5 separate regions of the Homo sapiens genome follow, and regions 2, 3, 4 and 5 are each linked to region 1. A link is a contact called in ENCODE Hi-C data. All regions are on one chromosome and are shown on one strand. The core of a region is the stretch at or near the end of the contact, and the rest is flanking DNA. Distances in the headings are between cores, read along the strand shown.

Region 1 (4,451 bases), core at 651-3,150:
TCAGTATTAGAGCACTCCATCATGGGAAAGATTCGACCAGCCATTGCTGGCTTTGAAAGGGGGGCCATGAGCCAAGAAATGTGGGTAACCTCCAGAAGTTAAAAAAGCCAAGGGAACAGGCAAGATTTGTCACCTAGGGCCTCCAAAAGTAACACAGCCCTGTCCACACCTTAATTTTAGCCCAGTGAGACCCATTTTGGATTTCTGCACTCCAGAGCTGTAAGATAATAAATATGTGTTGTTTTTTACTTTCCAAGTTTGTAGTAATTTGTTAAGGATACAAGTGTATTTTTTTTTTTTTTTGAGAAACTGTCCCACTCTGTTGGCCGGGCTGGCATGATCATGGCTCACTGCAGCCTCAACCTCCTGGGCTCAAGCAATCCTCCCACCCCTCAGCCTCCCAAGTAGCTGAGACTATAGGTATATGCCACCACACCCTGCTAATTTTTTGTACTTTTTGTTGGGACTGGATTTTGCCATGTTCCCCAGGCTGGTCTTGAACTCCTGGGCCCAAGAGATTCCCTTGCCTCAGCCTCCCAAAGTGCCGGGGTTACAGGTGTGAGCTACCACGCCCAGCCACAAGTGTAACTGTAATAGGTACCACCTCACCTATATATCTCATCCCCACCCTTGTATATTTTTGGTTATGAGAGAAATGCTCCACATCGTTGGTCACTATTTCAGAGCTTATGTCACATTCTGTAGGATACCACTCTAATCTTTTTTTTTCTTTCTTTCTTTGAGACAGAGTTTTGCTCTTGTCACCCAGGCTGGAGTACAATGGTGCGATTGCGGCTCACTGCAACCTCCAGCTCCTGGGTTCAAGCTATTCTTCTGCCTCAGCCTCCCGAGTGGCTGGGATTACGGGCATGTGCCAAACACGCTTGGCTAATTTTGTGTTTTTAGTAGAGATGGGGTTTCACCATGTTGGTCAGGCTGGTCTCGAACTCCTGACCTCAAGTGATCCACCCGCCTTGGCCTCCCAAAGTGCTGGGATTACAGGCGTGAGCCACCGTACCCGGCTGATACCGCTATGATCTTATGAGATGTTGTCTCCAGTTGGCAAAATAAAAACTAAGACCTCAGTAAGCCTATTCTATAAGACTAGCTGGAATATACAATAAAACTAAATAAGGAATCCCAGAAGAGTTGAATTGTGTATCCCAGCTGTCTTACTTCTTCCACCGTAAAAGTACTCCCTTGGCCAAAAGCATCATTGTGTGGGATGTCATGTTGAATGCCTTATGAGTCATTCAGTAAGTTTCTGGATGGTGCTGGCAAAAATACAGTGAGTAGGAAAAATATATAGAAATTTAAAGTAAGTTTCTTCTACAATGAAGATAAATTACTGCCCTGTCCATGAAGGAAGAGGTCCAAACTGGCAGTAGCAGGTCAATCTTAGTGTGAGAACGTCCACGTGATTGAGCCTTTACACTCAACATGCATTGCCTCCATCAGTGGTCCCATGGTCACTTTGTTCACAAGCTCATACAGCACACTCTGGTGTAACTAGGGGAAAGGGTGGATACCATCCATAGAGCAGTTCATCTTCTCTACCTGATTGTTGATAACCCTCTTCTACTCACGAGGCACAAATGTTCTCATTATAGTAGATTGGTTTTCTCAACATACGTTCTAAACTCCTTAGACTGGTTTTCTCAACATACATTCTAAACTCCTTCGTACCTTTCTATACTGAGAGTCTAGAAAGATAAAAGCTGTATTTCTCAGATCCTATTACAGTTATGGTTTCAGGTGTAATTGAGATTTTTGCCAATCAGGTATATTCCCATGAGACTTGAATGTGAAACCCAGTTAACTGAGTGATGTGGAGAAAGAGGCAGGATATGAAGTATTCACTTTGCTGCTGTGAATCATGACAGAGGAAGTGTGGTTCTGTGGTTACCGACGTGCTGATTTGCTGGTTTCCTGCAGTGGAAGCCATAGCTTACCCAAGCATAGCAGAATCAGTGAGATTCTGGGTGTGGGGAGTGCTCTTACAAGCTCCACCTAAAGCTTCTTCCCCTACCCCTTACAAATATTGTGTAAGCCACACGTGATCCCTGGTAATAACGCCCTTCTCCCTTAAATTAAGTAGAGTGGTATCTGTGGTCTGCAACTGAATCATGACAGATACTGTCACATTTGGGAACCATTTTAAGAAGTTCTTCCACATTATACTTCTCCAACTTCATTTTAATATCACTTCTAACTCCCTAATCATCTAGCCAAACCATTAACCTCAGACTCTTTTTTTTTTTTTTTTTTTTTGAGATGGAGTCTCGCTCTGTCACCCAGGCCGGAGTGCAGTGGCGCGATCTCAGCTCCCTGCAAGCTCTGCCTCCCAGGTTCACGCAGCTGGAACTACAGGTGCGTGCCGCCATGCCTGGCTAATTTTTTTGGGGTTTTTTTTGTATTTTTTAGTAGAGACGGGGTTTCACCATGCTAGGCAGGATGATCTCGATCTCCTGACCTCGTGATCCACCTGCCTCGGCCTCCCAAAGTGCTGGGATTACAGGCATGAGCCACCGGGCCCGGCCAAATCAGTGTAGACTCTTAACCTGTTTCTCCTTCTGGGAAAACTGGTCAGGTAGTTGTATTTCTTGAAGTCCTGACTATCCTCAGTGTCCTTCAGGGTCACCCTTGATTGGGGGCCACAGTATCACAGCAGCCCATTTCTTTCTAATGCCAGCACATTAGGTGAAGACAGCTACAAACTAATCATGACTTTATTCCACTGCAGTCTGGTAACAAGGCCCATTTCATTGGTTATAGTGGTAGATGAAATAGCAATGCAGCAGAAGTAGTGGTGTGGGTGCTAGGAGCCATTTGTGTTTTCAGGATCTGCTGTGGCCTCATTTTGTGTATGTCATTTCTACTTGATAATGGATCCATGTCCTAGGTATGAACCAGCTTTATACCTAGGAAGACCAGATGATAGCCAGTTCATGATTATGCTGTGATCATGCTGGGTTCCATGATCATGCTGTGTCCGTGGCCCAGCAGCAAGCTGAGAGCTGATTCTCAAAGAGAGAATATTTACCTGCCAAAAGGCATGCTCAGAGGGCCTCTGCTATGATTATTCTATCAGGACATGCCATAGATGATAAAGTACCTCAGTCTGCCACAAACACTTTGAACATTATAAGGATCGCAAGGACTAAGTTGCACTGCAGACTGGACCAGCTGGAGAACCTTTTCTTCCTCTGAATCTCACTCAAGTATGGCTTCATTTCAAGTGACCAGATAAGGAGGTCAGAGCAGTAACCCAAATATGATCAATGTTGTCTCTAAATTCACCTAAGTGATGTGACTCTTTTGGTTTAGGGGTAGGTAGCACAAGTAAAGCAACTTGTCCTTCATTTTGAAGGGAGCACCTGTATGCAAGATCACTAAACATCAAGAAATATCAGTGAAGTGAAAAGCCTTTGTACTTGAACCTCCCTACCTTCCGGTATACATATATTTCCTAAAGCGTGTAAGATACTTGCTATTTTTTACTCCATATGCCCTATTAGTTTGATGTCATGAGTTCAGTGGGCCAGCATATCTTGTGAGATGGTAAGATGGGTCAGGATCCCTATGTGCTAACTTGTAGCAGAGTCAGAAAGTTCATGTAACCATGAGACAGTGTAGATTGATGTGTGTTATATCTGTTGTTTTCTGCTATTAAGCCAAAGAAAAATACTTCACTGGATTAATGTCTTCCTTTTCAATTGCATTTATTTGTTTATTTATTTATTTTACCTTCTTGCCTTCATCAATGTCTTGTTTGTATTTCGTACTTTTCTCTCTCTCTCTCTCTTTCTCTTTCTTTTCATTTTTTAAGAGATAGGGGCCGGGTGCAGTTGCTCATACCTGTAATCCCAGCACTTTGGGAGGCCGAGGCAGGTGGATCACCTGAGGTCAGGAGTTCAAGACCAGCCTGGCCAATATGGTGAAACCCCGTCTGTACTGAAAATACAAAAATTAGCTGGGTGTGGTGGCAGGCACCTGTAATCCCAGCATTTTGGGAGGCTGAGGCAGGAAAATTGCTTGAACCCAAGAGGTGGAGGTTGCAGTGAACTGAGATCAAACCACTGCACTCCAGCCTGGGTGACAGAGCAAGACTCTATCTCAGAAAAAAGAGAGAGAGAGAGAGAGAGAGAGATGGGGTATTCTGTGTTGCCCAGGCTGGTCTCAAACTCCTGGGCTCAAGTGATCCTCCCACCTCAGCCTCCCGAAATGCTGGGATTATGACTGTGAGCCACCATGTGTGGCATCCCTTTCTTTTCACTAACACTCTCTCAAAATAGATGTAACCATTCTTCTGACTTCTAATATCCTTGATCAGTTTTTCTGATTCTTGAACTTCATACACTGGCAGTGTATAAGCACTATACCTGCTCCAGATTCTTGCCAAATATTGGTATTGTCAGGTTTTCTTTTTAATGTAAGCCTTTCTAGTAGAT
Region 2 (4,451 bases), core at 749-3,248, 1.8 Mb before region 1:
ACCGGGAAGGAAGAGCGGAGCCGGAGCGAGCCAAGCAGCCCACAAAGTGCCATGCCCCGGCGGGGTTGAGGCGCGCGGCGGTCGGCCCGGCGCGCTGGGAGGACGCCCGGGAGCTGCGCGACGCGGGGCGGCGCGGAAGGGCAGCCCCGGCGGGCGGCGGCGGGCCCGGGCTGCGACCGGAGCGAGCCCCATGCCCCGCGCGGGCTGACGGGCCGGAGCCCGCACGGAGCGGCCGGGCGGGACAGGTAGGTGGCGGGTCGGGCCCAGGGACGTGGGTGGGGGCTGGGCGGGCGACCAGACCAACTCCCTCGCTCGCGCACTCTCTCGCCCGCTCGCTGGCTCACTTTGTGTTTGCAAACTGCCCGCCCGAGACGCGCTGGGCGCCGGGCGCCAGGAGGAGCCGGGCCCGGGCCGGCGCACTTTGTTCCAGCCAGGGCCGGCCGTGGCGCACTGACCCCGCGCAGCCGCGACATTCCGCCCCTGGCCCGGGCCCCAGCGGGCCGGAGCTGCCTCGGGAACAGGTGGGGGCTGTGGCGCGGCGGGAGTGGGGGCAGCCGGAGGCCGGGGCGGGGAGGGGGGCGGCCGGAGAGGCCACCGAGGCCCGCCCTTCCCCAAGAATCTGGGCCCCGCCCCCTCCCCGCCGGGCCTCTGGGAATGGGGTGTACGGGGGCGCGACCCCCTCCCCGCCCCGAGTCAGACAAAGAATACTTCCCGGCCCAGACTTTCCAGAGCTGGGAAGGGAAGTGGCTCCCCCCAACTCTAGTCGGTACCGGACTCCCCAGGACGCGCCGGAGACAGATGAAAATGGGGGCAAGAGAGCGGGGGATCGCGGTCCTACCCGCCGTGTCGTCTCTGGTGAAGAGGGGACTTGTCTTGCTGAGGTCGCACCTCGGAAGTGCCAGGGCCAGTCAGCCCCTTTTCCATCGCTCGGTCAGCTCGGGGATAGAGCGGAAAACTTCTTGGGGACTTGAGAGCGTCTGGAAATGGCCCCTGTGATTTGTGCGCCGGAGGTGGAGGGTGGGGAAACGATCTGGCTGACACCTCTACTCACCCGCTGTGGAGAGAGCTCCCGCTTCACCACTTAAGGGGGGAAGAGAGGGCGGCCACGGGGGCCCGGAGGCCACCAGGGAAGGAGCCCGGAGTGACCGAGCAGGACCCCCCCCCGCCCCAACTGAGGAGTCTGGTATCTCCCCTGGACAACCCCAGCACCTCTCTGACCGGCGGCGCTTCAGCCTCGGGCTCCTCATCCACGCCAAACAAACTTCCTTGGGCTGCGTCAGAGCACAGCCAGTGGCGCTAGAATGCGACCTGGGGTCCCGGCCGCCCCCATAAAGGACCGGGTAATTTCGCGGAATGCGGATTTTGAGACAGGCCCAGACGGCGGCGGATTCCCTGTGTCCCCCAACTGGGGCGATCTCGTGAACACACCTGCGTCCCACCCCGATCCTAGGTTGGGGGGAAAGGGTATGGGAACCCTGAGCCCAGAGCGCGCCCCGCTCTTTCCTTTGCTCCCCGGCTTCCCTGGCCAGCCCCCTCCCGGCTGGTTTCCTCGCTCACTCGGCGCCTGGCGTTTCGGGCGTCTGGAGATCACCGCGTGTCTGGCACCCCAACGTCTAGTCTCCCCGCAGGTTGACCGCGGCGCCTGGAGCCGGGAATAGGGGTGGGGAGTCCGGAGAACCAAACCCGAGCCTGAAGTTGCCATTCGGGTGACTCCCGAGAAAGCCCGGGAGCATTTTGGCCAATGCGGGTTTTTACCTGAACTTCAGCATCTTCACCCCGGTTTCGGAGACCTGCCTAGATTCGTCCCAGCACGCACTGTTTCGGGTTCGGGATTGAGGGTTAGGGCAGCACACACAGCTTGAGGGGCAATTGTTAGGACTGGCCCGAGTGCCCGCAGAAAGAAAGAGCAGCGGGGTTGTCGTATGGCCTGTAGCTGCGGGAAGGTCTGTGCCGGTCCCACTGTCGAACCCAGAAGCTCACTTTCCACAGAAAACCAGGGCTGAAGGGCCCCCTGACCGCCATGCCCTGCGGGCACCGGGCATTTTGAGCTCTCCCCCACCCCCTCCCCCTGCTGCGAACCAGCCGGTAGGTGCAGGGGCCGAAGGCCAGGCCCAGTGGACCCAGCCGCCTGAAGGGGAGCCACGGCCTCAGAAAACCTCTGCCCGCCCCCGCGGAAAACCGCTGTGGGGAAGTCTGAAGGCCTTTTTTTTTTTTTTTTTTTTTCAACTTGAGAAACTTTTGCCTCGGGGTTTTGGGGCTCTGTTACCTGGTGGCTGGAGGGAGGATACTGGGGCTCTGCTCTTGGTACCTGGACAGCTTGTTGGCTCCCATGGTGCCCTTTCGATCTGAAACTCAAAAAACTGTGAGTTGGGGGAGTCACTCACACTCTAGTCAGTGGGGCAAGGTGGCAAGGGGAAGAGGTGGTTTTGTGGTTGCCCCCTCTCAGCCTCCACACCCAGGGCCAGGGTGAGCGCTGAATCTCTCCTGCGGGACGGGACCCTCAGGACCCACTTTATCCTGGCTCCAGCCTTGCTACTAAGTTTGGGAGACCATGGGAGCCTTCTCTCCTGGCACCAAGGGCTGGGCGCCTGGGTGGAGTTTTCTGTCCTTCTCCCTGTCCTGGACAGGTTTCCCAGGAGTTACGGAGTTGGGGAACCCCTGAGCCCTGGAGAGAGAAAGACCTGACCCCAGTGCTGGAGAACGCCAGGGCCAGAGCATTTGCAAAGGGTCCCACTTGCAAAGGGACCTGCTCCTGTCCCTTTCTGTGTAGGGATCTTCCTCACACCTAGACGCCCCCAGCCCCCTTCCTCTGCCTTTAGAGCCGAAAACTTCCGTTCTGGCTGTAGGCAGGTAGGTCCCTTCTTGCCAGGAATGTGCATATCCTGCTGGGCCCCTACCCCAAACATACCTCTTCCTTGGTGGGAGGGAAGCAGAGGGACTGGGAGAGGAAGGCTTGCTTTTGATCCAGTAATTCCCCCAAATGTTTGCTGAGCCCCTACTCTGCCTGGGCAGGTCCCAGGCTGAGTACTGGGGTACCCAAGCAGTGAAGGCTGGGGTCTGCTGTCTGGACCTCAGATTGTTGGGGTAGGAGAGACAGATATCACATGGTGGGGGGGAGGGTGGAGGGGAGAAGAATGGGAACAGGGTGTCTGTTTCAGAGGAGAGTTGTGAGGTGCAAGGGGAGGGAAGGGTTGTCTCCCCAGGAAGCCTTCCCTGCATCTTAACCCTTCCTACCCCACTGCCTTGGCGGTTTCCTGTCTCTCCAGCCACAGTGCAAGCCCCCCAGTCCCATCCTAAGCAGGCACAATGTCTTTATTTTTTGAATAGCCTAAACTGTGTGAAATAATAATTTCTTCCATCCAAGAAACTCCTCACAGTTTCCCTTCTCACAGATCTTACCACGCTCCAGCTTCCCTAGACCAAGGCAGGGCAGGTACTATTTTTGACAGGACTCTCAGGCTCCGTTGGCTGGAATGACCTCCTCAGATTTGGTTCCAGAACTCTGGAACCCAGAGCAAGGAACTGAGGCCTCCCCAGGGCAGAACATGTGTCAGAGTGGAAAAGGCTTTGGAACTTGGCATTAGAGATGGGACTCTGGAGAACTTAATTAAGCTCTTCGAACCTCAATTTTCTTACATTGTAAAGTAGGTCATAATACCCACCTTAGAGATTCTGTTTGGGAGTTAGATGAGAGAGCAGATGTCAAGTACCTTGCACGGTGCCGGGTGCATGGTAGTACTGATCAAGGGATGGCGTTTATTATTAATTTGCTAGCACTGCCAGGCCACATGTTGGTTGAATATGGAAATACTGAAGTATTAATCTTCATTTTATGGGTTGGGAAAACGAAGTCCAGAGAGAAGAGGCAACTTGTCCAAGGTTACACAGCTACATGGTAGCACAGCTGGAACTAAAATATGGGGCCCTCGACTCCCAGTATAACCAGTAGGGCTTGAGCGTGTGCTGTGGTGAAGGGAGAAAGGAAGGGATGGGAGGAGCTGCCATTCCTCCCTCCTTCCTCCATAAGCTTGGCCTAGGCCGCCTGCCTTCTAGTGTGAATACTTTCTCTTTTCCCTTTAAGTGGAGAGGGGGACTGTAGGTGCAGAATCTGGTGTTTCCACCTGCACACAACCCTGGAGCATTCCCCAGGCACTCCTAAGGTTCTTGTGAGACACACATAAATGGGAGAGAGAATTCCCCAGAATGCAGAGGAGGAAAAATGACTGATAACCCCTCTCTCCAGAAAGGGAGATTTCTAGGGTTTGGAAACCCTAGCCTACACGTCCTTATGGAAGATTTTGGCAGCAAGTCTCAGACCAGTTTGGGACCTATCACTGAATGGATCATCTCAAAGAAGCAAAAGGAAACTCCCCTTGAGCCTGAAGTTATTGGCTCCCTTCAGCGTTGCCTCCCAGGATTCTCTGTGGAAATACACACCTTCAGTCCACTGC
Region 3 (4,451 bases), core at 554-3,053, 1.7 Mb before region 1:
CACCAGCACCATCCTTGAAAATGAACCCCCATGTTTCTCACAAGCACACAGGACTCCAAATCCTACCATTCCAGGGTCCTACAGGACTCCAGATCCTACCGTCTCAGGGTCCTCTTCTACCCTGGGGACATATATTTTCGAGAAAGAGGCTCCCCAAAGTGGGGCTGTGGAAAGAGGGCACCGTGCCTTTTCCTGAGTCCTGGTCTGGGATTGGGTGACGAGACCAGTAAGGGGCTCAGCCACAGCTCTGGGCTCCAACCCCGGCTCTGCTTCTCACTAGCCATGAGGCCTTGGGCAAGTTACTGAAGCCTCTCAGGGCCTCAGTTTCCTCCTCGGAGAACAGGACTAAGTCTCCCTGCTCTTGTCTCTCATAGTTGATAGTATCCAAAAGGTCCTGGTACCCCACCCAGGACTCATACCCTTAATCACTAGTCCTCCCTCTTCCTCCTCACCAGGGGCCCAAGGGCTCAAGCACTGGCAGGGGCTGCTGAGGAGCTGACGGAGCCACTGCTGTTGATAGAGCCGGTGCCAGGCCCTGGGCAGGCACGGGGCCCAGGCACACAATGGGGCTGTGTGTGCACCCAGCGTTACTCTGGAGTGGAGCTGGGCAGGCAGGCTGGCATCTGGGGTCAGGCCAAGAATTCATGTCTCTGGAGAAAGCCTCCCCACCCCCTCCCAGGCAGCACAGCTCTTTCCAGGGGTGAGCAAGCACCACCCACTCCCCCACCCGGCCTAGGAAGGGAATGGGAACTTGCTCTGGTGGCAGGTACTGGGAAATGGGGACTCCTGAGTCTAGCCACTGGCTGGGCTGCTCGCTTGCGAGGCATTTTGGACCTATTACGTAATCTGGGGTTGCAGCCTCCTCTTTGGCCAGAGGGAGGGTGAAGTCTGCGGGGGCCAGGAGAAGGAGCAAGAGAAGTCTGGCTGCGACCCCCACCCCATACAGAGGGCCTCAGTCCTCCCTCCCCAGCTTACCAGGGCCCTGGGCTCAGCACAGGTTTTCTGAGGCACCCAGGACTCCTGGCCACCCAGCCTGCACCAGGGTGCTGGGGTACCCCAGGAGAGGAGCTGGCTCACTCCCCAGGAGAATGAGTCACCAGCTGGCTGCAGCCAGGATGGCGAGGCGGGTGGTGGGCAGGTGGAGCTTGTCCTCTCCTGTCCCTGGCAGGTCTTCTCAAGCTGGAAAGCCACTCAGCTGGTATCAGTGCTGACCACAGCATCCCAGCCCAGGCCTCACTGGGCCACTTCTTCTGGTGCAGGGACCGTCTGGCCGCAGGATTCAGAGAGACTTGATCCCCTCCGGTCCCTACGCTGACTCACTCTTATAGCTGTAGGCATGGGCAGCCTACTCCTCTAATTGTCTCTGAGAGGGTGTCAGGCTGCAGGGAAGGGCAGCCACCTACCCCCAGGGAGAAACGCGGTCTGAGGCGAGGAAGGAGGGGAGAACTCAGGCACCTGGTGGGCAGCAGGGAAAGGCAGACAGCCAGGCCACCTTACTCCTCAGGCTGTGGCCAAAACAGGGAGGGCCCCTTTGCATGAATCATTTTCTATTCTCCCCAGAGCCAGGAGGCACCCAGGAACAGGAGCTAACTGGCCCTGCTCCCTGGCTGGCTAGACATGTGGCACCCTCCCTCACGCCCAGTCATAACGACACAGATAGGCGTCCTGATGCATGCCACCCACACTCCCTGAAGGTCATACACAAAGTCACTGTGGCAGCCCAGCCCAGTGGACACAGTTGGATGGCCACCCATCCCCTGACACCCACAGGAACCCCCCAGCCTGAGCTAGAGTGGGCCACACCACATCCTGTAGGCCCCAAACAGTGCTGAGTCTGGGAGCACCTCAGCTCCGAGGGCTCCTTCCTGGTCAGAGGGCAAGGACCTTTCCCAGCCAAGACCACTGCACTGAGTCCTGTGTGTGCGTGTGTGTGTGCACGTGTGTGTGTGTGTGCGTGTGCATGTGTGCGTGTGTGTGCATGTGCATGCGTGTGCATGTGTGCGTGTGTGTGCATGTGCATGCATGTGCGTGCATGTGCGTGCGTGTCTGTGTGTGTGCGTGTGTGTATGCATGTGCTTCTACCACCCCTACTCTGAGAAATCACTCCCATGCCCTGAGAAAAGAGACGGTGAGAACCAAAGGGCCTTCGGAACCTGAGCCCATCGTGTTTGTTTTCCAGATGAACAAACTGTAACTCACATTGGGGAAGTGTCTTTGTTCTAGATTATGAATAAGGCTGAATCTGGAACCCAGGCTGGGGTAGCTTATGGCTAGTCAGACAAAGCAGAGGATGGGGAAGAGGGAGCAGGGGCGAGAAGGAAGAAAAGGGAGGCGAGGGAAAATTCATCACCAGATCAGAGGTGCGGCCTTGATGGTATCATTCCATTCATTCATTTCAAATATTTCTTGAGCACTTACTACATGCCAGCACTCTGGCAGGGCCTTTCTGCCCATATCACCCCTCCCTCCTGTGAGACACTGCTTCTGAGACGGACTATTGTCTTCAGGGGACCCCCATCCCGAGGGTGCGGGGAGACTGGGGCAGCGCTGGAAGCTCTACCCTTGAGTGGCGGCCCGGCCCCAGAGAGGCCCTGGAGGCAGCCTCCTCTGCCCTCCACACCCCAAGGGACTCCAGCCCTCAGGGAATCCAGTGACCACAGCACTCCAGACCCTGATATACAGGTTGGCACTCCTCCGGGAGTCCATGCCAAGTCAGAGGGCACAAAATGTCAGACGACAAGGAGCCTGGGAGTCACCTACCAGAAAGTCCCAGGTTGATGTTAGCAGCAGCACTCCCATTTTCAGACAAAGTCGGCCTGGACCCTTGATATGTAAAACATGAGGATGAAGCCGCTCCATGGAGCACCAGGAGTCAGTGTGAGGAGCAGGAGAGCAGCATGGGGAGTGGGAGGACCACCCCACCTGGCCTCCAACCAGGGCCTCCCCCACGCTCCCAGATAGTACCCAAGGCACCTTCTGGGACTGTGACGAAGAATCTGAAAACCACAGTTTTCTCTGGCCTCTCCATGTTGCGGAAGTCTGGAGGAAGCAGGGAGTATGTGCGGACCACACAGCTTAGGGAGAGCTAGGACCACAGCCCTGGCCCTCCCAACTTCCAGGCCAAGCTGTTTCCCAAGACTCTCAAGACAACAGGACCCCATCCTCCACATGGGAAAGGGACACAGCAACACCCCCACTCCCAAAAAAGTCTCATGAGCCGGGCGCAGTGGCTGACACCTGTCATCCTAGCACTTTGGGAGGCTGAGGCGGGTGGATCACCTGAGGTCGGGAGTTCGAGACCAGCTTGACCAACATGGTGAAACCCCATCTCTACTAAAATTACAAAAATTAGCCGGGTGTGGTGGCGGATGCCTGTAATCCCAGCTACTCGGGAGACTGAGGCAGGAGAATCGCTTGAACCCAGGAGGCGGAGCTTGCAGTGAGCCGAGATCACGCTACTGCACTCCAGCCTGGGCGACAGAGCGAGAATCTGTCTCAATTAAGAAAAAAAAAAAAAAAGTCTCACGGATTCAGGTCCTCCCATGCTCCCAGTACAGGGCAAAAAGCTCCACGTACATCACGCCTATGACCCAGGTATTATCATTTCTTTCTTGTATATAAAGAAGTGGGCGTTCAGGAAGATTAAGTGACTCATCCAAGGTCACCCAACCTGTGAGTGGCAAAGCCCAGATTCCAACCCAGCACATAGCTCTTGACCCCCACTGCAGCCTTGCAGACATCACCACTGTCGTGGTGCCTGGCTATAACAACTTCCTCTGAGCCCCACTGCAAGCCTCATCTCACTCAAAGAAAAGCTGAGAGGTCTCCTACCCAACTCACCCCAACAGGATGTCACATACGGAGCTTCTCAGTAATATAGCACTACCACTGCTACTAATACCACCACCTCTCTATTATACAGCACTTTCTATTTAGGCAGTTCATACAGTATTATCTTACTTAATCCTCACAACACTACACTCCCATCTCCATCTCACAGAGGAGGAAACTGAGGCATACAGAGGTTGATGAGTTGCCCAAGTTTACACAGCTAGGAAAGAGCCGAGCTAGGATTCAACCCCAGGCAGTCTCACCCCAGTGGTACACCCCCTCCCTATAATGTCTGCTGGCTCCTCCTTCAGCGGTAGCTGTCACAAGCACCATAGTTTGGGGCTTGCCTCCCTCCTCTGAGGCCTCTCTGCAGGGGTCTGAGGCCAACTGGACCCCTGAGGGGTGGATGTGGGAAACCTATCTGATGAGCACCTTCAGCTCATCCTCTCCAGCTGTGGTAACACCATCCCCACCACCCACCCACTCACAGGAGCTAGAGCTGGAAGGATGAGATCCTGGGAGAGCAATCAACGCACAAGCATGAATAGGACACCTACTGCATGCCAAGCTTCAAGCTGTGGCAGGTGCAGGAAGTAGAAGATTCTGTCCTTGCTCTCCTG
Region 4 (4,451 bases), core at 883-3,382, 1.4 Mb before region 1:
CTGTGTTGATCAGGTCCCCGGAAGGACTCTGTATGGTTCCAGCCTTCATCCACATGCCCTCCCCAGATCTAGACACTTGGGATGATGGTGAGGGGCTGAAGCAAGAATCCCTGGCCTTGCCAGGATGGTCATGGCTCCCACCCTGCCCTTGCCTTGCATCCCAGCCCTCCAAACTCTACCAGTTAACCTCTAAAGACCACTCGGCTCTCCGGGAAGCCTTCCCCTCACCCGTAGCCTCCCCTACTCCCCTTCTCTCAGAATTCCCACAGCACAGAGAGCCTGCACTCCAAGACTTCATGAGCAGTCACCCCCTTTATCCAGTTTCACTTTATTTATTTATTTATTGAGACGGAGTTTCGCTCTTATTGCCCAGGCTGGAGCGCAATGGCATGATCTCAGCTCACCGCAACCTCTGCCTTCTGGGTTCAAGTAATTCTCCCGACTCAGCCTCCCGAGTAGCTGGGATTACAGGCACGTGCCACCATGCCCGGCTAATTTTTGTGTTTTTAGTAGAGACAGGGTTTCTCCATGTTGGCCAGGCTGGCCTCAAACTCTTGACCTCAGGTGATCCGCGTGCCTCGGCTTCCCAAAGTGCTGGGATTATAGGCGTGAGCCACCGTGCCCAGCCTCAGTTTCACTATCTTTGGTTTTAGTTACCCATCGTGCAGTACAAAAAGATATTTTGAGAGAGAGAGAGAAACAGACCACATTCACACAACTTTTATTACAATATATAACTGTTCTGTTTTATTATTAGTCATTGTGGTTAATCTCTTACTGTACGTAATTTATACATTAAACTTTATCATTGGTATGTATGTATAGGAAGAAACATAATATACAGAGAGTCTGGTACTATCCGCTGTTCCAGGCATCCACTAGGGATCTGTGAATAAGGGGGACTAGTATTTGCCACCTTCTGTTCTGTTTCCCCTCACTCATTTGTTGGACCAACTTTTCCTAAGAGAATATCCTACAGAGTGATGGGCACTGCTGGAGAAACACGGACGGGCCCAAAGGCACAGAGCAGTCATCCTTCACATGTGCTGAATGAATGAGAGAAGGGTGGAAACCAATGAGACACAGAGCCTGTCCTCAAAGAGCTCCTAGTCTAGTAAGGACAATAATAGGTGTTGTTATCCACACATAATACACACTAGGAAACACCACCCAGGAGGCAGGGTATGTGGGAGGAGGAACTGGGTGGATTTAAACTGGGCTTTGAAGACTGGTCAAGTTTGGATGGAGAGAGGAGGATAAAGGGCATTCCAGGAAGGGGGACAGTGTGCACAAAGCAATGGAAGCAGGAACACCCCAGGATCTATTAGATCTAGCTAGCAGGGAGAGGGTTATAAAGATTCACTGTGGGTAAAGGCCTGGAAAGGTGAGTTGAGCCCAGATCCTAGGAGAACAGAACACCAACAGAAGGTGAATTTGATTTTGCAGGCCTTGGGAAGCCTCTAACAGTCTCTGAGCTTTAGAAATGTACAGTAATCCAGGTGGGTGCCCATAAAGGGCTGAAGGAGGCTGGCAGCCACAGGGAAGAGAGACGGAGAAGAAATTCCAAGCTTTGTTACCACCTTGCTAGCTTAAAGGAAGCAAGCATCACATATTAAGTGCTGACCATGGGGAAATCACTGCTCTGTCTTTAATCCTTGAAACAGTCGTGTGAGATGAGACAGTATGATCTCAATTTTCAGATTGAGTTCCACAAGGCTGAAGTTTGCCCATGATTCTGCTGGGAGAGATCCACGATCATCTTGCCAGGAAACAGTTCCAAGGATCCGAATCCAAGTTGGCCTGAATCCACAGGCCAAAGCACCCTCACTTTCTCCTATAATGTCTTTCATATTTACCAGTATCTAGCACTATGATGGTTCAGTACACACTGGAATGAGTGAATGAAGAAATGAATGAACAAATGATTGGATCCCAGGTTGGTAAAGAAAACCTCTCAGCACACACAAAAAGGGTGGAGGATGGAGGCGGGGAGGAGATGTAAGAATAAATGGAAAATAAAACAAACAATCGTTGTATTACCACTTCCTCTGGGGCTGGGTCATGGTTTTTAACGGTGTGCAGCGGGCACATCCAGTGTGGTACAGGCACATCCACAAAGAGAAACAAAGAGCTATTTATTTACTTCCTTTGAGGGGTAAATAAAGATCAGGTCAAAACAGGCTCCCCCCAACCGCCAGGGGGTCTTCCCCAGGTGTTGATGCAGCACTTGGCCTGGAGCAGTCACAGGTGGCCTCTGCTTGTGTGTCATCCCGCCTTCCTTTACACATGCGTGGGTCTGGCTCGCAAGGGAGGCCCCATGTGCAGTGGGGAAGTAGCGTAAGGGGAAAGGTGGCAGGGCAGGGCTTCCTCACCCCTCCGCCAGTGCAGCCAGGGCAGCAACATTTATACCACCAGGAGAGAGATGGGAGAGTCAACAAGTGGGATGGCGCTGGCCTAAGAGCTGGCTCGGGGTGCTGGAGGCCCCATGCTGGGCCAGGCAGTAGATATGCAGATGGCTGCATCTTGTGGGGATAGGACTAAGAGGGGGACCATGTACGGGTACAGCCAATCCCCATTATTCATGGAGTCTGTATTTGTGAATTTGCCTCCTTGCTAAAATTTGTGACCCCGAAATCAATACTTGAGGTGCTTTGTCATCTTTCACAGACATGCGCAAAGCCATGAAAAATTTGAGTCACCCAACATGCATGTTCCTGGCTGAGGTGGGACAGGGCAGTGCTCTGCCTGTTTCAGCTCTCGTAATGTAAACAAGTGTCCTTGTCACAGTCTACTTAGTGCCACCTTTTCTGCATTGCTGGGTTTTTTGTTGATTTCGCTGTTTGAAATGGCCCCCGAGCCTAGGGCTGACGTGCTGGCGAATGTTTCTAAGTACAAGATGACTGTATGCGCCTTACAGAGAAAATACATTAGATCAGGTTTGTTTGGGCATGAAGTATCGTGCTGTGGGGCATGAGTTCAATGTTAATGAGTTAACTATATATTCAATAAGGTGTCTTCAAACAGAAACACACAGAAAACAAAGTTATGTATTGATTAGTTGATGAAAGTCTTGTGACCAGTGGCTCACAGAAACCTAACCCTGTATTTCCCCTAGGAGCAATGGGCCAGTGTTCACCAGTTTGGTGTTCGTGGTGACTGTACAGAATATAACTGGTGAGAATAGCGAGAACTGGTAGTATTTAAATATTATAATAACTAGGGTAGCCGTATCCTTTGGGTACCTGTGAATGCCAGTCTGTATCTACTCATCCATCCGCCATCTATCATCTATTAAACACTAAGTACAAAATCCAACACTAAAAGCAAAAAATACAGGATGCAAGCAGGGTCCTGACCCTGTCACTGACCATCTTAACTGTACAATGGGGGAATCTGTACGTTAAGACTGACTCTGAAGGTTTTATTATTTTATTTGGCTTAGATATCCCTAGGTTGATATACTAGCATTGGGGCCTAAAAGTTTTGCCAGTGTTTACATCAGGCAAACACCTGTGTCACAATAACAGCCTAATACATACACTTATTAGGGCCAGGCACTGTTCTGAGTGCTGTACGTGCATAAAGCCTCCTAACAACTCATGTAATCCTCCTAATAGCCCTGTAAGGTGGATACTATTATTATCTCCAACTTACAGATAAGGGCACTGAGGCACAGAGAGGTTAAGAATGCACCCCATGGCTGGGTGCGGTGGCTCACACCTGTAATCCCAGCACTTTGGGAGGCCGAGGCAGGTGGATCACGAGGTCAGGAGATGGAGACCATCCTGGCTAACATGGTGAAATCCCGTCCCTACTAAATATACAAAAAATTAGCCAGGCATGTTGGCGGGCACCTGTAGTCTCAGCTACTTGGGAGGCTAAGGCAGGAGAATGGCATGAACCCAGGAGGCGGAGCTTGTAGTGAGCGGAGATCACGCCACTGCATTGCAGCCTGGGTGACAGAGCAAGACTCAGTCTCAAAAAAAAAAAATAATAATAATTCACCCTGATAACACAGCTGGTGTGTGGAAGAGGCAGAGGGGTTTATGCGCCTCCAGTGACATGGAAGGAGAACCTGCATCTTGTGAGGATCTCAGTCCACCCTCAGTGATGAGGAGGGTCCCTCTCCTTAGCCATGCCACTGGCACTGTTCAGTAGCAGGAAAGCATGAAGTGACATTGCGAGGCTGGGGCCACTCAGAAGTCCAGGCAAGCAGGGCAGGCATGGTGGCTCACGCTTGTAATTCCACCATTTTGGGAGGCTGAGACAGGTGAATCACCTGAGGGTAGGAGTTTGACACCAGCCTGGCCAACATGGTGAAACCCTGTCTCTACTAAAAATACAAAATTAAGGGGCCGGGCGCAGTGGCTCATGCCTGTAATCCCAGCACTTTGGGAGGCTGAGGAGGGCAGATCACCTGAGGTCAGGAGTTCGAGACCAGCCTGACTAAT
Region 5 (4,451 bases), core at 970-3,469, 1.1 Mb before region 1:
CTGGGGAGCCTATGATTCTTAAAGCCCAGAAGCAAGACTTTCCAAGAAGGATAAAGATTTCTGAAAGTAGTGATACCCTAGGACCCAGAAAACATAAGCTTCCTCTCTACAGTTTGGATTTGGGGTGTGTGTGTGAGAGAGGGAGACAATGCCAGTATGTATGTGGCATTTAGTAGCCCCTCACTGTTTCAGTATTGTCCTTATTTAATATCACATACATGTATACTTGCGATGCAGTATGAACAGGGTGTATTTAAGAAATGGCTTCAGTTTCCATTGGTAAACAGGATTAATTAGTAATGATCACATTTGTTAGAAGACCTCAGTGAACACTGATGTAGGCCTAGTACATTTGACAAAGTGGTTTATGATCTAAGCAGCCAGCCTCTTACTAGTATAGAACATACAGGTTGATTTCACTTAGGTGGTCTTATTTCTGTAAGACTCCACCATCTTTCCACCCCAAAGAGTTTCAGGTAAAACCATGTTATGTCAAACTGGGACTTTGTGGTCTCAAACATTAAGTAGCCCATGGCCTACAGTTTGGCATTTAAAAATAATTACACACAACAGATGACAATGCCATTTGTTTCATGGTATTTGTTATAATGACAATTTTCTCACAATGCCATTGTTTGGCTTAAACATTCTTAGAAGAAATGTTCCATATAGCCACAAAATTATAAGTCACACTGTACCATGATTATGTATGTCTCAGGAATTTAGATAGGTGTTATTTCAACTGGCAATCTATAAATCACAAAATGATTTACCATCAAACCACATGGCTCACCAAAGTGACTAAGAGATACAAAAATACAAGAACAAAAATCTTAACATGTAGAACTTCGTAACAACAAGTTGGTCATTTTATGATATATTGTGAAACAAAACACTTACTATATTCCAAAATTAGAAGGTGGGCAAATATGGGGGTGGGGAGGAGGCCATACATTTAACATGGTGCTCAGACCCTCGAGTGTCCACAATAAGAGTTTCTTGAGGAGGATATTTTTATTTCCCAAGCATGCAAATGGAATTCATATTATGAGAAATTGGTAAGTCAGAATACAAATGCTCAACAACCCAAATCTGCTCAAAGACACAAATTTGTGTGTTAGTCACTAATAATAATGATGACGATGACAACATTGAATGCCTGCTGAGAATCATGCATTTCACACACACACACACACACACACACACACACACACAATTTCTAGTTCTCATAACACTGTAAAATTTTTTCATTTTTAAACAAATGAGGAAATTGACCCAATAAATAAGTTTCTCAAGGTCACACAGCTGGTAAAAAAGTTGAACTGAGATTCAAAACCTGGCCTATCTTATTCCAAAACCTCAACCTTCTTCACTCTTTGGTCTGGCTGCACATGTCCACAGGTGCATGTTTATCCATCTGTAAATGGCTTAGAGATCCTAAATCTCTCAATATTACTGGAACCAGCTGCTTTGAAATGCCAAAGGGAAGGAGGATGTTTCCCAAGGCCCCCATCAATGGACTGTGCTGTAGGTAACTGTGCTGACATCATGGTGAGTTCTACCTTTGCCCTTGGAGCCCTGATTGCTGTTTTCCACAGTCAGTTAACTGCCTCAGTTGGTTTCTTGAATTGTGCTAAATTTTGATCACAGCCAGCCCCATATATTTGTCCTGAGTCGGGGAGCATGAGCACAGGCAGGGGACAGGAAGGTGTGGCCAGCACCTTCTCCTCTCACCTCATTAACAGAACCCATCTTGGCTCCCTGCCTCTGCTTCCAGTCACACTGCCCCTGCTGAGTGAGCAGCTGTGCTCTGTTGACCTCCCGGCTACTTAGCTAAAGGGCAATCATTCCTTTCAAACCTCCTTCTTTTCCCCTCTCAAGTCCTCAATAATCCCTGAACCACCTGAGCATGTTCCTTCATGTTCCATCTGGAGGGAAATGGTCACCCGCCCTTACGTAAAACATTGAAGATACATGATCAGGAGAGCTATCCCAGGTGTCCCAGGCAGGCCCCGAGGACAAAGAGTAGGACCACATCTTAGGACTGTGCCTTGCACACCCTCCCCAGGCGCACCCTCCCCAGGATCCCCATGATCCCAATTTTTCATCTCCACTCGGCAAACTATGCTTAGAAGGCTGACTGTGCACACAGTGCCCACAAAGGAGCTGTGAGCTGCCATATTGGCCTTTAATCAAGATTTTCTTGTTTTTTTTTTGTGGGCCTGAGTCATCTCTGCACATAAGCCTTTTGCTCTCCCTAAGCTCACAAGTAATGAGGGTGTGGACACTCCTGGCCCAGCCTAACACTGGCTCCTGGTGAATAAACCCAAGAGGGTGTGGCCCCTTGGGCACCCTCTTACCCTCTCCTCCTTAATCTGAAGCTTCACGCCGGCCTGGGTCTCCCTACCCATCTTCGAAGCCCAGGCAGTCCGAGACGGTGCCTCTGCCTTGTGTGGAAACATCTTTGTTAGTGTCACTCCTCTGCTCAGCATCCCCTTGTTCATTCCATCTCCCTCCAGTGAATTCACAGAAGGAATGTTTATGAATCAGAGCAACTCCTATCTTCGAAAAATATTCACTCATTCATTTAACAAACATTTATTGAGTGACTGTATTATGCCAGGCACTGTGCACTGTCCTAGGCACTTGATAACACCCAAGCCTAAGATACACCAATTTACCTTAGAAGACCATATTCTCTGATTTTGCCCCTCTTCCAAAACACGGCACTGACAGAGCCCAGAACATTCCAGAATTGGAAGGGACTTTCTAAATCATTTAAATCATCTGGCCATTTTACAGACCAGCAAGCCTAGGAGCAAAGCCTAGGTCTTCAAGGCTAGGAATCTTTGTGCTTCCTTGTTTACTGTCTCTTCTACTCATTTGGAAAGCAATGCTCTGTGTGACCTGGGGCAAGCCCCTTCCTCTCTCTGGGTCTCAACTTTCTTCCTGTAAAATGGTGAAATTGGGTGAAAGAGTCCTTAACGCTGCATCTAAGACTTTCTGGATCTCATTGCATACTGCTTTTAAACACTCTTGGGGTTCATGGTGTATTTCCACTTACATGTGTTATATCTTCCCAACAAGGACATATGTTCTGTGTGGTCGGGGGAGAGGAGGGAAGGGCCATTTAACATCCCGGGTTACCCACAGCACTACATACACATTGCTGTTTACATTGTGGGAGTTCAACTGCTTTTAGTTGACTGAACTGGAGGAGAGCATACTGTTTTTTGTTTTTTGTTTTTTTTTCTGAGATGTAGTCTCACTCTGTTGCCCAGGCTGGAGTACGGTGGCGCAATCTCTGCTCACTGCAACCTCCACCTCCCGGGTTCAGGCAATTCTCCTGCCTCAGCCTCCTGAATAGTGGGGACTACAGGCGTGCACTACCACGTCCAGTTAATTTTTTAGTAGAGATGGGGTTTCACCATGTTGGCCAGGGTGGTCTCGATCTCCTGACCTCGTGATCCACCTACCTTGGCCTCCCAAAGTGCTGGGATTACAGGTGTGAGCCACAGTGCCTGGGTGATCACATGTTTTTTAAAACATTAGGCCACAAACGAGCAAAAGACTATTCTGATATCATACATCACTACTTAAATGAGTCAAACAAAAGCCCTGGTCACAAGAAATCCTGAATGTAGAATACTGCCATCTCTGATTGAAAAAAATAGCAATACCATTCTATTCTACAGATTTCTACTTTCTCTGTTATTTGGGCTCAAATATAAATGTATTTATGTATGTATATTTCATAGCTAGGATCAATTATTAGTTAGAAGCATAGGCTTTGAAGCATTAATGAGTCCAATTTTTTTTTTTCAGATGGAGTTTTGCTCTCGTTGCCCAAGCTGGAGTGCAATGGTGCAATCTCGGCTCACCGCAACTTCTGCCTCCTGGGTTCAAGCGATCCTCCTGCCTCAGCCTCCCGAGTAGCTGGGATTACAGGTGTGTGCTACCACGCCTGGCTAATTTTTTGTATTTTTATTAGAAATGGGTTTCACCATGTTAGCCAGGCTGGTCTCGAACTCCTGACCTTAGATGATCTGCCCACCTTGGCCTCCCAAACTGCTGGGATTACAGGTTTGAGCCACCGTGCCTGGCCAAGTCCAAATTTTTTATACTTCTTTAAGAAAATGTGTGGCCAGGTGCAGTGGCCTGAGATTACAGGGGTGAGCCTGTAATCCCAGCACTTTGGGAAGCCAAGGCAGGAGGACTGCTTAAGCTCAGGAGTCTGAGAACAGCCTGGGCAACAAAGTGAGACGTTGTCTCTACAAAAAATTAAAATATGAGTGGGGCGTTGTGGTGTGTGCCTGTAGTCCCAGCTACTCAGGTGGCTGAGGTGGGAGGATTGCTTGAGCCCAAGAAGTTGAGGCTGTAGTGAGCTATGATCATGCCGCTGCATTCTAGCCTGAGCGACAAAGTGAGACCCTGTCTCAAACAAACAAAAG

The links. A loop is a pair of places that touch in the nucleus more often than their neighbours do. Pooled maps may share reads with other maps.
Region 2: a pooled map shows a loop between it and region 1 (2.8-fold over the local background). The contact joins the promoter of FOXP4-AS1 here to the enhancer-like site in region 1. A Hi-C loop is called at or near these places in 4 of 37 single-sample maps with no recorded cell type and 2 of 50 pooled maps.
Region 3: a loop to region 1 is called in a pooled map, with 6 times the contacts of the local background. The contact joins two enhancer-like sites. A Hi-C loop is called at or near these places in 5 of 37 single-sample maps with no recorded cell type and 4 of 50 pooled maps.
Region 4: a pooled map shows a loop between it and region 1 (15-fold over the local background). The contact joins two enhancer-like sites. A Hi-C loop is called at or near these places in 2 of 37 single-sample maps with no recorded cell type and 3 of 50 pooled maps.
Region 5: a loop to region 1 is called in a pooled map, with 2.6 times the contacts of the local background. The contact joins two enhancer-like sites. A Hi-C loop is called at or near these places in 3 of 37 single-sample maps with no recorded cell type and 4 of 50 pooled maps.

Annotation. Positions count from the first base shown.
Region 1 is chr6:43,381,996-43,386,446 of GRCh38, forward strand. No RefSeq gene overlaps it. Among named protein-coding and RNA genes, the nearest start is that of ZNF318, 15 kb to the left of the region's middle. RefSeq lists an enhancer at 1,504-1,683. Within about 2 kb of position 1,901, at least 9 of the 41 ENCODE cell types and tissues checked have a DNase peak (open chromatin) inside an H3K27ac peak, as active enhancers do.
Region 2 is chr6:41,546,623-41,551,073 of GRCh38, forward strand. It overlaps FOXP4-AS1 (FOXP4 antisense RNA 1), which reads right to left and starts at 1,999. Exons shown (of 2, transcript NR_126415.1): 1 at 1,756-1,999. It overlaps FOXP4 (forkhead box P4), which reads left to right. Exons shown (of 17, transcript NM_001012426.2): 1 at 1-245. RefSeq lists silencers at 1-385, 456-635, 926-1,075.
Region 3 is chr6:41,712,173-41,716,623 of GRCh38, forward strand. The region is part of intron 1 of TFEB (transcription factor EB); the gene reads right to left. Among named protein-coding and RNA genes, the nearest start is that of MIR10398, 19 kb to the right of the region's middle. RefSeq lists enhancers at 631-1,356, 1,357-2,080, 4,161-4,210, 4,321-4,420. Within about 2 kb of position 1,804, at least 26 of the 41 ENCODE cell types and tissues checked have a DNase peak (open chromatin) inside an H3K27ac peak, as active enhancers do.
Region 4 is chr6:42,020,424-42,024,874 of GRCh38, forward strand. It overlaps LOC105375059 (a long non-coding RNA gene), which reads left to right. Exons shown (of 5, transcript XR_001744119.2): 5 at 1,701-1,817. It also overlaps a transcript of CCND3 not described here. Among named protein-coding and RNA genes, the nearest start is that of TAF8, 28 kb to the right of the region's middle. Within about 2 kb of position 2,133, at least 8 of the 41 ENCODE cell types and tissues checked have a DNase peak (open chromatin) inside an H3K27ac peak, as active enhancers do.
Region 5 is chr6:42,237,657-42,242,107 of GRCh38, forward strand. All of the region lies in intron 15 of TRERF1 (transcriptional regulating factor 1), which reads right to left. Among named protein-coding and RNA genes, the nearest start is that of MRPS10, 22 kb to the left of the region's middle. RefSeq lists an enhancer at 4,214-4,451. Within about 2 kb of position 2,220, at least 3 of the 41 ENCODE cell types and tissues checked have a DNase peak (open chromatin) inside an H3K27ac peak, as active enhancers do.